Linked DNA regions of Homo sapiens: region 2 is linked to region 1. The links are chromatin loops, found by intact Hi-C in ENCODE. Cell type or tissue: tibial artery. All regions are shown on one strand. Each heading gives the region's core, and the rest is flanking DNA. Links, peaks and the distances in the headings are about the cores only.

What was found. Peaks named below come from ENCODE experiments on the same cell type or tissue, not always from the same donor. Only the 100,000 strongest peaks of a DNase experiment are listed, where the experiment ranks them.
Region 2: it touches region 1 in a loop (7-fold over the local background); 3 of 110 quality-filtered maps call a loop at or near these places.

What each region holds. Positions count from the first base shown.
Region 1 is chr17:17,777,568-17,784,723 of GRCh38, forward strand. The region is part of intron 2 of RAI1 (retinoic acid induced 1); the gene reads left to right. It overlaps LOC124903942 (a long non-coding RNA gene), which reads right to left and starts at 5,977. Exons shown (of 2, transcript XR_007065649.1): 1 at 5,886-5,977. SMCR5 (Smith-Magenis syndrome chromosome region, candidate 5) reads right to left here and starts at 1,962. Exons shown (of 1, transcript NR_024007.1): 1 at 1-1,962. RefSeq lists enhancers at 1,189-2,078, 2,968-3,857, 4,993-5,493, 6,459-6,999, 7,000-7,156 and silencers at 5,165-5,414, 5,535-5,734, 6,065-6,334. In tibial artery, for the core only: a CTCF peak has its summit at 3,605; DNase peaks (open chromatin) are centred at 3,845 and 4,725; H3K4me3 peaks cover 1,140 bases; H3K27ac peaks cover 2,305 bases.
Region 2 is chr17:18,084,536-18,091,691 of GRCh38, forward strand. It overlaps DRG2 (developmentally regulated GTP binding protein 2), which reads left to right and starts at 3,413. Exons shown (of 13, transcript NM_001388.5): 1 at 3,413-3,552. The coding sequence starts at 3,489. RefSeq lists enhancers at 3,071-3,230, 3,296-3,797, 3,421-3,740, 3,791-3,840, 3,798-4,297. In tibial artery, for the core only: no CTCF peak of the experiment used is centred there; a DNase peak (open chromatin) is centred at 3,246; H3K4me3 peaks cover 1,887 bases; H3K27ac peaks cover 1,972 bases.

The sequences.
Region 1 (7,156 bases), core at 2,451-4,950:
TCTGCATGAGTCTTGTACCCCATGACTGCAGTCATGGGGATGGGGGCCCAGCCCCTAGGATGGATGCTCAGGCCTCAGACCTGTGTTTTGGGAAGGGATGAAGGGAAGGGAAGAGCAATGTGGGGAATTACCAAGGGGAAAGGGTGGGATTAGCTTATCCCAGCTTCCCACTGTGCCAGTGGGGAAACTGAGGCCCAGAGGGGCCCAGGCCTTGAAGTGATTGCAAGTTCAGCAGCATGAAACTGCTCTTTATCCGTGCACTGCTGTCAGGAACAAATGCTGAATGGAGAGTCCGGAGGGTTGCCCAGGCCACTGCAGGACCCAAGCTCTGAGACTGAGGGCTTGGGGACACAGAGCCAGAGCCTTGTCCTGAAATCCTGGAGGGTGCTCCTTGGACAGGACAAAACTTGTATTCTCTCTCTGAGCCCAGCCTCAGCAGAACCCAGAGTCTTCCAGGGCTGAGATCTTGCCGTACCAGCTGCGGTCACAGACCTGCCACACTGGCTTGACCTGGGAGTTCCTTACAGCTGCAGAACCCCTGTCCCACCTGACCCGCTGCATCAAAATCTGCGTCTCACCAGGATGTACACTTTAATGTTTGAGGAGCACTGAGACTCAGCCAGGATGATACTCTACCTGCCTGCAGGTACAGGCCGCTGCTCTATGGGCAGACCTCAACCCTCAGCCCCAGAATGTCCTCCCCAGCTCTGTCGCAGACATACGTGGCTCCCTGGGAGGCATAGAAAGTACAAGACTTGGACCTGGCTCCCCATGAACTGGTGGCCCTGGAAGTTGCTACCTTTTATTGAGCCCCTGCCAGCTACCAAGCACATTATCCCATTTCGTCCCACAACAGCACTGAAAGTTTGCTGTTTAATTTAGAGTATCTTGCAGCTTAGGCACACAAAGCACAGAGAGGTTAAGTAAACTGCCCAAGGTCACCCAGCATATACATATGCAGGAGCTGGGATATGAATCCAGAGCTGACCCCGGCACCAGAGTCTAGCCATTTACAATCAGAGTGGGCATGGGGGCAGATGGTGGCTCCTCTCACCCCTGAAACCGGAGCCCCAGCCCCTATGAGCCCTCACAGTTCATTGGTCTGGCTGTGGTGAATCTGACCTCTCAAAAGCCTCCCTTTCCGGAGCAGAGGCCTGCGATTCTCCATGCTGGAGAGCCCGCCAAGAGGGATTCTCCTACAACTTTCCAGAACACAGCAGTTCTGGGGCCAGGCCAAGCTAGCTATGTACAGCTGGAAGAGGCTCTCTCCCCCAGATGCTGAGTGACTAGAAGCCAAGAGGGAGGGAGTTCTGGAATGGTCTGCAGCAGCTGGAGGTGAGGCCTGAGGGGGCTGGGGCGGGGCCTGGGAAGAGGGGCCAGTGCACAGAGTATTCTGAACCGCAGAAAGTATTCTGTTCACTCTGGGAGAAAAACAAGAGTGTTGTTCAAAACAGCTGGACGCCAGGCCCAGTTGCCCTCGCCTGGTTTTTACTCTTAAACACCTTCGCATTTCATGGCTGTTCCAAAGAGAGAGAAATCAGCCAGTTGTCCATTCAGACACAAGACAAGGCATCAGCCGACAACCAAAGGCAAATATTTTCCGTGGTGAGGAAAGCCTCCCGGGTGGCCCCAGGCCTGCCTCTGGAGCAGTGGCTGGCTGGTGGCTGGCTCTCCCCGAAGGTCGCTGCTTCTGGTCAGCAGACTGCGTGTCTGGGGGACTGGCCAGGATCCGCACCCACCCAGGGAGCGCTGGGGGCAGCGGGGCGGCCATCCTAGGCCCGTAGTAAATGGAAGCTCCCTTCCTGGCATGAGAGCAGCCAGGCCTCCAGGGAGGCCAGGACAGCGTGGGCCCCACAGTTCCCTGTCTTGAAACCCCAGCCCTTGATATCAAAATGGGACCTGTTAGTCTGTTGTCGGGGAGGGGGATTTAACTGCCCAAAGCTCTTAGGCCCTGAGTGAATTTTTTTCAGCACAACAGTAGCTACACACAGTTGAAGAGTGTGGCACATGGCTACATAGGGTTTGTATTTGGTCTACAGATGAAGGAACAAGACCCATGTGGACTTAGGCCTCATTATCATAATTCTGCAGCCCCAGGAGCCAAATCCCCACATGGAAACCCTTAGTAGGTAGCCTGGCCAAGTGGGTAGCGGGAAATCAGTGATGGTAGGCCCTGGGACTTCTCTCTAGTCCCCTCCCCACCCTTTTTTTTTTTTTTTTTTTTTAATAGACGGAGTCTCGCCCTTGCCCAGGCTGGAGTGCAGTGGCGCGATCTTGGCTCACTGCAGGCTCCGCCCCCCGGGGTTCACGCCATTCTCCTGCCTCAGCCTCCTGCATAGCTGGGACTGCAGGCACCCGCCACCTCGCCCGGCTAATTTTTTGTATTTTTAGTAGAGACGGGGTTTCACCGTGTTAGCCAGGATGGTCTCGATCTCCTGACCTCATGATCCGCCTGCCTCGGCCTCCCAAAGTGCTCGGATTACAGGAGTGAGCCACTCCACCCAGGCTTTTTTTTAAGACAAGAGTTTTACTCTTGTCCCCAGGCTGGAGTGCAATGGCGCAATCTTGGCTCACTGCAACCTCCGCCTCCCAGGTTCAAGCAATTCTCATGCCTCAGCCTCCCGAGTAGCTGGAATTACAGGCGCATGCTACCATGTCAAGTTAATTTTTATATTTTTAGTAGAGACGGGGTTTCAACATGTTTGCCAGGCTGGTCTCAAACTCCTGACTTCAAGTGATCCACCCACCTTGGCCTCCCAAAGTGCTAGGATTACAGGCGTGAGGCATCGCACCCGGCCACCCACCCTTTTTTTCTCCCAAGAAAACCAGTTTTCTGAAATTTTCAGGGGGAACCAGGACCTCCTCGCCCATGTCTTTCACCCCTGGGTGCCTGTATCCTGTATTCACCAAAGCCCCACGGGCATCTCCCCGATTGAGGTCCCACCCCTCAGGGCCTAGGACAGGGGGACCAGGGAGGGCCCCCAGAGGCTGGAGTTTGGAATACCCCCTTCTCTTCTCTGGAGCTCAGTTTGCATGTCTGTGAAATGACAGGTGATGTCACCTCCCAGAAGGGCAGTTTGAGAGAAGTAAAATCTATTGAGGCACCTTGGACACAGGAGGGGGTCAGACGGCATCAGCCTTTGAGGGTGCTGCAGTTACACGGCTCCAGCAGTCTGAGCCTTATCAAGACCTTTCCAGATATGAGGGAAGTCCATGCCCAGTGTCTAGCTGGCTGGGGGAGAAGCCCCTTGAGAACCCCCACTCTGTAATGCTAGGCTCTGCATTTGCTTAGGAGGCTGTGTCCCTGTCTCTCCCCTTCTGGGCCAGCCTTGCTTTCTGGGCAGGCCCAGGAGTGTCCCGGGCCCAGCACTCAGAGTCAGCGCTGTCTTTAATCTGTATTCCACAGGCATCCTCACCCCCTCCCCTCCCAGGAGCTAGGAACCTGCCAGGCTTCTTACCTCTCTGCTGGAATCTCCACCCCCCACCAGAGGCTGCCCTCTTGGGGAAGGGGCCCAGCCCTTGAGGCCTGTCTCCTCCAGACTAGCTAAACCACAGAGAGAACTCCATCTCAGGTTCCCAAATAGGCGGTATTCTTCCCCGCCACCAAGCTAGGCAGCTCCTGGCGGCTGGAATGCCCTGCTCCTTTCTCAGCCCACCACTTCCTCCAACCTTCCGTCCTCTGTGCTGCAGCAGGGAGTCTTACCCCACCTCCTTCAGGAGGGAGGTGCTCACGGGTTCCTATGCCTGTGGGTCTCCAGGATTGGGCACGGAGCAGTCTGCAAAATGTCAAGTGAGGGAGAGATCCAGTCAAAGCCCCAGGGGGGCCTCTGAGCTCAGTCAGCTCCTCTGCTGCTCCCCACCTCTTGGGGGAAGGACAGGCTGGGGTTTGCATGGGTGGCCTTTTGGAGAGCAGAGTAATGGGAGCCTACTTGAACTTCCTGCGGCCTCATTCCCTGACTGGGGGCGGAGGGTAGTCTGAGCTGCTGGCCTGGGGTGCTTGGCCGCAGGGGAAGGGGCTGGGAGGGAGGGGTCTGGGTGAGTCTAAGGGAGGGTGAGCCTGAAAAGGGGACGGCAGCACTAAACTGCCTTCGGGGAGTCCCCACTGTGCGCCCCTGGCACTTTCCCAGTCCCCTGGCGCGGTCGCAGGCACGGGTGGGGTCTGCCTCAAAGTTGTTGGTACGGCCAGCCCGCTGCTGTTTAAATGGTGTGTTTGTTTAGAGCGGCTTAGGGAGGGAACTGGAAATGGGGGGCGGGGGCAGCGCCCCACTTGGCGCCACCGCTGCCGGAGGGTCTGCGTGTTAGAAGCCCCAGCTTCGTAAATGACCGAAGAAGGGTGGGCGTTGAGGAGGGAAGGCCGAAAACCAACGGAGGGCTCGGGGCCCCGGGCCGGCCGCCCCCTTTTTGCGGGGGGAGAGCAGGAGCCGCCTCTCGCAGCCACTCTGCGCGCGGGGTGGGAGGGAGAGAGGGAGGCGAAGGGACGACAGCGCCGGGCTCCCCGCCCCCATCCCACCCGGTTCCAATATTTCGCAGAAAGGCACGCGGCTCCTAATCGGTCTTTTCCAGGCTGAGATTTAGCCGTGCGATGCCCGCGCAGGGGCGGGGGCCGCGGGCCAGGGGAGGCGCTCAGAGTCCGGAGCCGCCGAGCGAGGTGAGGAGCCCGCGTCCTCGGCTGGTGGAGCGGGCGGGCGGGCGCGCAAACCCGAGAGGCAGATATAGAAAGGGGGGCAGGTTAAAAATAACCCTCTCCGGCTGGGAAGCTCGCGCGCGCTCTCTCGCCTCGTTCGGTGCCAGAGGACTCCAGGGGAGGTGGCGTTGGGGAGGGCAGAGCGGGATTCCCCCTCCTCCGCCGGGCGGGGTGCCCGCCTGCGCGCCGCGGTTGCACGTGTGCGGGGCCGCGCGCCCGGGCCCCCTCTGCACCCGGTCGGTGGGTGCCCCCTCCCCAGGACCGGGCGCATCTGGCAGTGGCCCCCCGCCCGCAGCCTTGCGCGGCTGGAGGGAAGCGCTCCATTATTCATTATTTACGAGCGTTAATAGGTTTGAGCCACGGGGGCGGGGGGTTGGGGGGGCGACGAGGACCCAGTGGGGACCGAAGCATTAGAAGAAGGGATAGGGAGGGAGGGGGAAGGGCGGGGGCGGGGCTGTGCCGCGGCCTGGAGGAAGAGGTCTCGGCCTGGGGCCCGGCGAGCCGGGCGCACCTCTCCGTCAGGTTTCTCCACACCGCCGGCCGTCGAGGCTGCTCAGGGCGCCAAGAGGGCAGCACGGGCCTTAGATTTTGCTCTCGGCCTCTGTCCTTCGCGTCCTCGCCCTTACCGAGGCGTGGGGAGGGAGCTGCGGAGGCCGTACGCCCCGCCCTGCGCGCCCCTTGCCGCCGCCGCGTCCCCGCGGCAGCCCCGGCCTCATTTATCATCATCTTTGGTCAAGTGGAGTGTGCAAGGAACAGCTGCTTCACTCGGCTGACTTCGAGGGCGGCTACGGGAGAATCAGGGAGATGAATGATGGGGGCTGGTGGCAGCCCCCCGCGGTCCCCGCGCAGGCGAGAGGGAGGCGGGGACGTCCAGGGCCGCCTCCGCCTCATGGCGAGTGCAGCGCCCCCTTCCTCTCTCCTGGCGCCTGCAGCGACCGGGGACCGGGGGACCGGGGCACCGAGGACCGGGCCCGCCCCGGGAGGGGACTGGGCGCGGGGACGGGGGGGCGCCCTTCGCCGGCGGAGAACTGGCGGGCGCGCTGCCGGCAGAGCCCGAGGTTGCCGTGACCTTGCTGGGGTCAGCGGGCTGGGCTGCGGAGGCGGCGGCGCGGCGTCTTTGGTGCGCTTTCCGGATTGGCGCAGAGGCCGGGAAACAAGGCGGGGGCGGGCGGGGGAACACAAATAGAAGGTGAAATTTTACCTGCCCCTGAGGGAGTCCTGCGGATTTTCTCCGGCAGCAGCAGGCGCTCTGCCTTTGTCTTACACGGCTGAAACATCTGTTGCAGAGGGGCGGAGAGGCCGCAACAACCCCCACACACCCTGCGCTGCTCCCCGTCCCCCTCTGCCCCAGCCGGGCTGCAGGACTCCAGGCGCCGCGTTAACCCTGCTCGCGCTGGGGCGCGCGCCCGCACTCGCTGCCGCAGTCCAGCGCCTCGCGTGGGGCTCCTCGCCCCCGCCCCGGATCTGGTCCTGGCCGGGGCGCCCGGTGACCCCCCTCCACCTCGATGGGGTGCTGAGGTGTAGGCGGGGGGCGGGGGCGGAAAGGGTTAATGGCCTAGTCGCAGACCCTAATTGTCAGAGCCGGCCCCGCTTCGTTTCAATTACCCTAAGTAGAGACTGAATGCGCAATTAACGAAGTCAGCTTGCCAACTGGAAAGCCGGCCCCGCTTTCACGTTGAGCAGAATACTCCACCAGCTGACTTGGACGAAGCAATTTCCTCCTCTCTCTCTCCCCTTTTTTCTCTCCTTCTCTCTTCCAATCCCCCTCCCTCTTTTTCTCTCTCCTTAATAATAAAATTATACCAAGCAGTTTGCGGTGTGGCAGGCGGCCAGAAAAGCGTTTCTTTAAACGCCGCCGTCTCACAATTAGGCAGCAAGAGGATTTGACACGCCGTGGCGGCCTGACAGGCGGCTTCCTCCCCTGGGGACTGGGGGGAGGGAGGGGGTGCCAATTCCCCGCTCCCCCAGGTGGAACGGGGACTGGGAGGGGCTGGCCTGCTGTGCCTCCCCGGCTGTCAGAATGGCTGCAGCGAGGGGGTGTCAAAGGCAGGGAAGCGAGGGGCGGTTCCGCCTAGGCTGGGGAAGGCGGAAGGCAGCGGCACATTCCACGACTCCTCTGGGAAGCTGGCGTATCCAGGAGGGAGACCTTGTTCCCCTTTCTGTTTGACAGACAGGCACTCTGGGGCATAGAGCTGTAGACGGATCTCAGCCCTGCTGGGCGTCCTGCACAAGCCACTGGCCCACTCTGGGCTTCTTCCATTAATCCCTCGGCAAAATGAGGGGGAGATTTGACCTAGAATGTGCTCTGCAAAAAGTGTCTTCCCGTGGCTCGTTGCCCTTAACAGCTGGTCTTGTAGGCCAGGAGAGGGGGGGTGTAGGCAGCACCACGTAGAAGCAAGCCGGAGACCCCTATGCCGTTTGGGTGGCAGACCCATGGGCCTCAAGGCACACAGGAGGGTGGCTCGGCGGGGA
Region 2 (7,156 bases), core at 2,112-4,611, 310 kb after region 1:
TGGAGTTTCTCTCTTATTGCACAGGCTGGAATGCAGTGGCACAATCTTGGCTCATTGCAACCTCTGCCTCCCGGGTTCAAGCGATTCTCCTGCCTCAGCCCCCCAAGTAGCTGGGACTACAGGCGTGCGCCACCACGCCCAGCTAATTTTTTGTATTTTTGGTAGAGATGGGGTTTCACCGTGTTAGCCAGGATGGTCTCGATCTCCTGACCTCGTGATCCACCCGCCTTGGCCTCCCAAAGTGCTGGGATTACAGGCGTGAGCCACTGCACCCGGCCTCTAATTTTGTACTTTTAATAGAGATGGGGTTTCGCCATATTGGCCAGGCTGGTCTTGAACTCCTGACCTCAGGTGATCCACCCACCTGGGCCTCCCAAAATGATAGGATTACAGGTGTGAGCCTCTGCGCCTGGCCCAGAATGTCTTTTTATAGGTGCTTTTAAATTTTTCAACCAGAATTAACTGGCCATGGTAGCATGTGCCTGTAGTCCTAGCTACTTGGGAGGTTGAGGCTGGAGGATCACTTGAGCCCAGGAGTTCAAGGCTGCAGTCAGCCATGATCATAACACTACACTCCAGCCTGGGTGATAGAGAGACACCCCATCTCTAAAAAAAGAAAAATAGCCTGTAATCCCAGCACTTTGGGAGGCCGAGGCGGGCGGATCACGAGGTCAGGAGATTGAGACCATCCTGGCTAACATGGTGAAACCCCATCTCTACTAAAAATACAAAAAATTAGCCGGGCATGGTGGCAGGCGCCTGTAGTCCCAGCAACTCAGGAGGCTGAGGCAGGAGAATCGCTCGAACCCGGGAGGCGGAGGTTTGCAGTGAGCCGAGATTGTGCCACTGCACTCCAGCCTGGGCGACGGAGTGAGACTGCGTCTCAAAAAAAGAAAAAAAGATAGCCAGGCGCGGTGGCTCACGCCTGTAATCCCAGCACTTTGGGAGGCCAAGGCGGACGGATCACGAGGTCAGGAGATCGACACCATCCTGGCTAGCACGGTGAAACCCCGTCTCTACTAAAAATACAAAAAATTAGCCGGGTGTGGTGGCGGGCGCCTGTAGTCCCAGCTACTCGGGAGGCTGAGGCAGGAGAATGGCGTGAACCCGGGAGATGGAGCTTGCAGTGAGCCAAGATCGCGCCACTGCACTCCAGCCTGGGCAACAGAGAGAGACTCCGTCTCAAAAAAAAAAAAAAAGAAAAAAATATATAAATTTAAATAAAATAAAAATTTCAACCAGAATCTGGACAAGTTCCACACACGTAACATTTTTTCATTTAGAACAATCTCCCTACTTACCCCCTGGCCACTGTCATTGACAATTTTGATGAACCAAGGCCAATTGCCTTATAAAATGTTCCACTTTCTACATTTATCTGATGTTTCCTCATGCCTAAACTCAGTTACAGTATTTTTGGCAAGAATTCTACATAAGAGATGCTGTCAGCCAGATGAGGTGGCTCATGCCTGTAATCCTAGCACCTTGGGAGGCCGAGGTGGGAGGACTGCTTGAGACCAGGAGTTCAGGAGCAGCCTGGGCAACATAGTGAAACCCCATCTCTACAAAAAAAAATTTTTTTTAATTAGCCAGGCATGATGGTTCGGGCCTATAGTCACAATTACTCAGGAGGCTGAGGTGGGAGGATCACTTGAGCCTGGAAGGTTGAGGTTGCAGTGAGCTGTAGTCACGCCACTGCACTCTAGCCTAGGCAATAGAGGGAGAGCCTGTCTAAGAAAAAATGTCACGAGATGCTGTCTACTTTACACTGCTTCGTATCAGGAGGCATCTGATGGTAGGTGATCCTGAGTTGGAGTACTGCGTTAAGGTGGTATGGGGGGCAGGTGCAGTGGCTCATGCCTGTAATCTCAGAACTCTGGGAGGCCAAGGCTGGCAGATTCCTTGAGCTCAGAAGTTCAAGACCAGACTGGGCAACAATGGTGAAACTCCATCTCTACAACATAATACAAAAATCAGCCAGGCGCGGTGGCTGATTTTCTCCCAGACTGAGGAGGGAGGATCACCTGAGCCTGGGAGGTCGAGGCTGCAGTGAGCTGTGATCACGCCACTGCACACCAGCCTGGGTGATCAAGTGAGACCCTGTCTCAAAAAAAAAAAAAAAAAAAAAAAGGTGGTATGGGGATCCACTTTTTTTTTCTTGAGACAGGTTCTCGCTCTGTTGCCCATGCTGGAGTGCAGTGGCAGCATCTTGGGGATCCATTTTGAACCTCTTCAAGCTTGTCCCACCTGAGGTCTGCAGCCACATGTGGCCCAGGACCACTTTGAATGTGGCCAAACACAAATTCGTAAACTTTCTTAAAACATTATGAAATTTAGGCAGGGCACAGCGGCTCACGCCTGTAATCCCAGCACTTTGTGAGGCTGAGGCAGGCAGATCACTTGAGGTCAGGAGTTCGTGACCAGCCTGGCCAACATGGTGAAACCTCGTCTCTACTAAAAATACAAAAATTAGCCGAGTGTGGTGGCACGCGCCTGTAATCCCAACTACTTGGGAGGCTGAGGCAGGAGAATCACTTGAACCCAGGAGTCGGAGGTTGCGGTGAGCCAAGATCACACCACTGAACTACAGCCTGGATGACAAAGTGAGACTCCGTCTCAAAAAAACAAAACTAAAACAAAGAAAAAAAAACTGAGGTTTTTTGTTTGTTTGTTTTTTGAGATGGAGTTTCGCTCTTGTTGCCCAGGCTGGAGTGCAATGGCGCGCAATCTCCACTCACCGCAACCTCCGCCTCCCGGGTTCAAGCAATTCTCCTGCCTCAGCCTTCCCAGTAGCTGGGATTATAGGCGCGCGCCACCACGCCCGGCTAATTTTGTATTTTTAGTAGACATGGGTTTCTCCATGTTGGTCAGGCTGGTCTCGAACTCCCAACCTCAGGTGATCCGCCCGTCTCGGCCTTCCAAAGTGCTGGGATTACAGGCGTGAGCCACCGCGCCCGGCCAAAACATTGAGGGTTTTTTTGGCGATTTTTTTTTAAGCTCATCAGCTATCGTTAGTGTTGGTGTATTTTACGTGTGGCCCAAGACAATTCTTCCAATGTGGCCCAGAGAAGCCAAAAGATTGGACACCTCCATTTATAGTATAAAATGAAAGCCACTAGGCTTTCGGCTCAGCCCCTTTTCCTTACACTGCCAGTCAGCTGCGCTCAGGGACCCGCAGTTCAGAGTTCAACACGGGCAGATTCCCTCTCTTCCTTGCTTGCTCCTGCCAGCCGCAGCCGTGGGCCAGTACAGCATGGCCCGGCCCCGCCCCGGCTCTTTCCAGAGGTCCGCAGCCTGGCCGGCCCAGCGGGCGGAACCGATAGTGTCTGGCACTTGGCTCGCCCGGACTCTGAATCCTGGAGCACCAGGCGCCCACGAGAACGCTGTTCTCTTTGGCTTCCGGGCGCACGCTACTCTGTCGCCGCCGTCAGACCGGAATTGCCGGTGCCGCCGCCACCGCTGTCTGTGCGCCCACCTCTGCTGCTACCATGGGGATCTTAGAGAAGATCTCGGAGATCGAGAAGGAGATCGCTCGGACACAGAAGAACAAGGGTGAGGGCCGGCCGGGCGGGGCCTTCCTTTCTGCCTGCCTCAGTTTTCCTGTCTGTAAAATGGGGGAACAACTCCAGCAGTAATGCTGGGGCAAGATCCGAGGCCGCGGAGAAGTTGCCAGACAAGTGCCGAGGCCGCCCTGCGCGCCCAAGGCAGGGCCAGGCGGGAGCGGGTCTCACGCCCAGGTCTGACTGCAAACGTACCCCAAGAGATCTGGTCAGTCCCAGACCGTGTGCCCGAGTAGAGTAGTCCCAGCTCACAGAGCAAGCATCTGACCCAGAGAGAGGCGGAGCTGGGGTTCAAACCTCAGTCTCCTGATGGCTGGGCCTGGGGCCTGGGTCTACTCTGTTGTTTTGGGAAGTGCAAGAGGAGACCTCTCAGGAACAGCCTCACCCAGCAGCTGAGAGCCCATTGGAGCAAGGGAATCAGGACTCTGGAGTCTGGAAGGCCTGGGTTTGAGCCCCAGGTCCACCACGTACCTTCTGTAAAACATTGGAAAGTCACTTCATTTCTTGGAGTCTCAGTGTCCTCATCTGTAAATGGGGTAATACTCCCCTGCTCCATCTTAGTACACAGCTGAGTTAAATTAGATGGCCTTTACAAAGCACTGGGCACATGGTGAGCACTCAGTATTTAAAGTAAACACCCCAACATAGATAATACATAATGAAGCCTCAAATCTGGACTTTAGAATGTAAGGGCTGGAGGAGCTCACAGAAGAGAGGTGAGGAGAGAACGATGACACCAGGACAAAGTGGGACTTGAGCTGGTTGTTGGAAGGGTATCCCAGGTGGGGGCCACTGCTGAGACAAAGACATGGGAGTGAGCATGGTATGTTCATGGGACAGTGAGAACAATCTAGATCAGAAGGGGGTTATGGAAGAGTAATGGGAGATGCAATTGGCCAGGCTAGTGGCTAGCCATTCAGGCTTGTGGGAGCAGGAAGCAAGCAACACTAGATAGCTGGTCCCAGTGTCTGCCCTCCCTTGGTTCCATTTAGGTTTGAAGGCCAAGGAGTTGAGGGCCCTCTATGACTCATTCCTTCTGTAAATCTTTTTTGTTTGTTTGTTTGAGACAGTCTTGTTCTGTCACCCAGGCTAGAGTGCAGTGGTGCCATCTGGGCTCACTGCAACCTCTGCCTCCCAGGTTCAAGCGATTCTCCTGCCTCAGCCTCCAAATAGCTGGGATTACAGGCACGTGCCACCACACCCGGCTAATTTTTGTATTTTTTTAGTAGAGAGGGGGTTTTGCCATGTCGTCCAGGCTGGTCTCAAACTCCTGACCTCAGGTGATCCACCCGCCTCGGCCTCCCAAAGTGCTGGGATTACAGGCATGAGCCACCGTGCCTGGCCGATCTTTCCTGAGCCTTTACTATGTGCTAGGCACTGTGGTTAAAGCAGTGAACACAGCAGGCATATCCCAGCCCTTGGATCTGATCTTCTAGTTGACGGTCTGAAAACTAGAAATCAAATAAATAAGATAATGTCAGCCAGCAATATGTGCTATGAAGACAAACCAGGGTGATACAGCAGAATATTGGGGGTGGGGAGGGACTGGGGATTGGGTCTGCTTAGGTGGAGTGATAGAGAAGACCACCATGAGGATGGGGCATTTGAACTAAGACCTGATTGAAAAGAAGGAACCGGTCACGCAAACATCTGGGGGAAGAGGGTTCCTGGCAGAAAGAGCAGCTAGTGCAAAGGCCCTGAGGCAGGAACAAACTTGGCTGTTTACAGGTCAACAGGACTGGGGCTGGGGTGCAGTGATGGGACAGGAGGGGGTTGATCATGCAGAGCCATAGGTCATGGGAAAGACTCTGGGTTGTGTTCTAAGGCAGTGGGAGCTGGTGCAGGGTGTTAAGCAGGGGAGGGGCTATTCTGACTTCTGTCTTGAAAGTTCCCTCTGGCTGCTGTAATATTCCATATTACCCATAAGACCCAAGGAAAGTCACAGGGAGGCTAGAGATGCTGCCACTTTGGCAGTAGTAGACAAAGGAGATATAAAGGTGATTAAGACCTAGTCCCTCCCTTCAGAGATGCTCAGAATTTTAGGAGCTGGGATGACAGGAAGGGCCATGTGTACCTGACTGACACTGAATCCTTTTTTTTTTTTTTTTTTTTTTTTGAGACAGTCTTGCTCTGTTGCCCAGGCTGGAGTGCTGGAGTGCAGTGGTGTGATCATAGCTCACTGTAACTTCAAACTCCTGCATTCGAGCAATCCTTCCACCTCCACCTCTTGAGTAGCTGGGACTACAGGTGTGCACCACCACACCGGGCTAATTTATATATATATATATATATATATATATATATATATATATTTTTTTTTTTTTTTTTTTTTTTTTTTGAGATGGAGTTTCACTCTTGTTGCCCAGGCTGGAGTGCAATGGTGCAATCTCGGCTCACCGCAACCTCCGCCTCCCAGGTTCAAGGGATTCTCCTGCCTCAGTCTCCCAGGTGTGTGCCACAACGCCCAGCTAATTTTGTGTCTTTAGTAGAGACAAGGTTTCTCCATGTTGGTCAGGCTGGTTTCGGACTCCGGACCTCAGTTGATCCGCCCACCTCGGCTTCCCAAAGTGCTGGGATTACAGGCGTGAGCCACCCCACCCGGCCAATTTTTATGTTTTTTGTAGAGGCACGGTCTCACTATGTTGCCCAGGGTAGTCTTGAACTCCCAGCCTCAAGCAGTCCTCCCTTCTCAGCTTCCCCAAAGTGTTGGGATTACAGGTGTGAGCCACCCCACCCGGCCAATTTTTATGTTTTTTGTAGAGGCACGGTCTCACTATGTTGCCCAGGGTAGTCTTGAACTCCCAGCCTCAAGCAGTCCTCCCTTCTCAGCTTCCCCAAAGTGCTGGGATTACAGGCATGAGCCACCATGCCCAGCTGCAGAACCCATTCTTGACCATTTCTTACTGCTATCAATTCACTGATTCACTTGGTAAAATATTTCCTGTGTGCCTGGGCCCTGTGCTGGAGGCTGGGGATCCAGTCCCATTTCCTGACCTATCGGAGTCAGGGAAGTAAAGAAATAAGATCATTTTCAGAGTCGAGAAGACAGTAAACCTGCTCATGAGGCAGGAAGCAGTCTGGGGAAGGGCGGAATTTACTGTAGATTATAGCCAACTTTTATTGGGTGCTTACTGTATGCTAAGCGATGTTCTTAGTGCTTTCTGTAAGACTTCTCCATTATTCCACCATCAAAAATCTGCTGAAGTATGGTCAGGCACAGTGGCTCACGCCTGTAATCCCAGCACTTTGGGAGGCCGAGGTGGGTGGATCACTTGAGGTCAGGAGTTTGAGACCAACCTGGGCGACACGGTGAAACCCCGTCTCTACTAAAAATACAAAAATTAGCCAGGCATGGTGGCACCAGCCTGTAGTCCCAGCTACTCGGGAGGCGGAGGCAGGAGAATCTCTTGAACCCAGGAGGTGGAGGTTGTAGTGAGCTGAGATCGCACCACTGCACTCCAACCGGGGTGACACCAGTGAGACTTTGTTGGTGGCTCACACCTGTAATTCCAGCATTTTGGGAGGCCAAGGCGGGCGGATCACCTGACGTCGAGAGTTCGAGACCAGACTGACCAACATGGAGAAACCCCATCTCC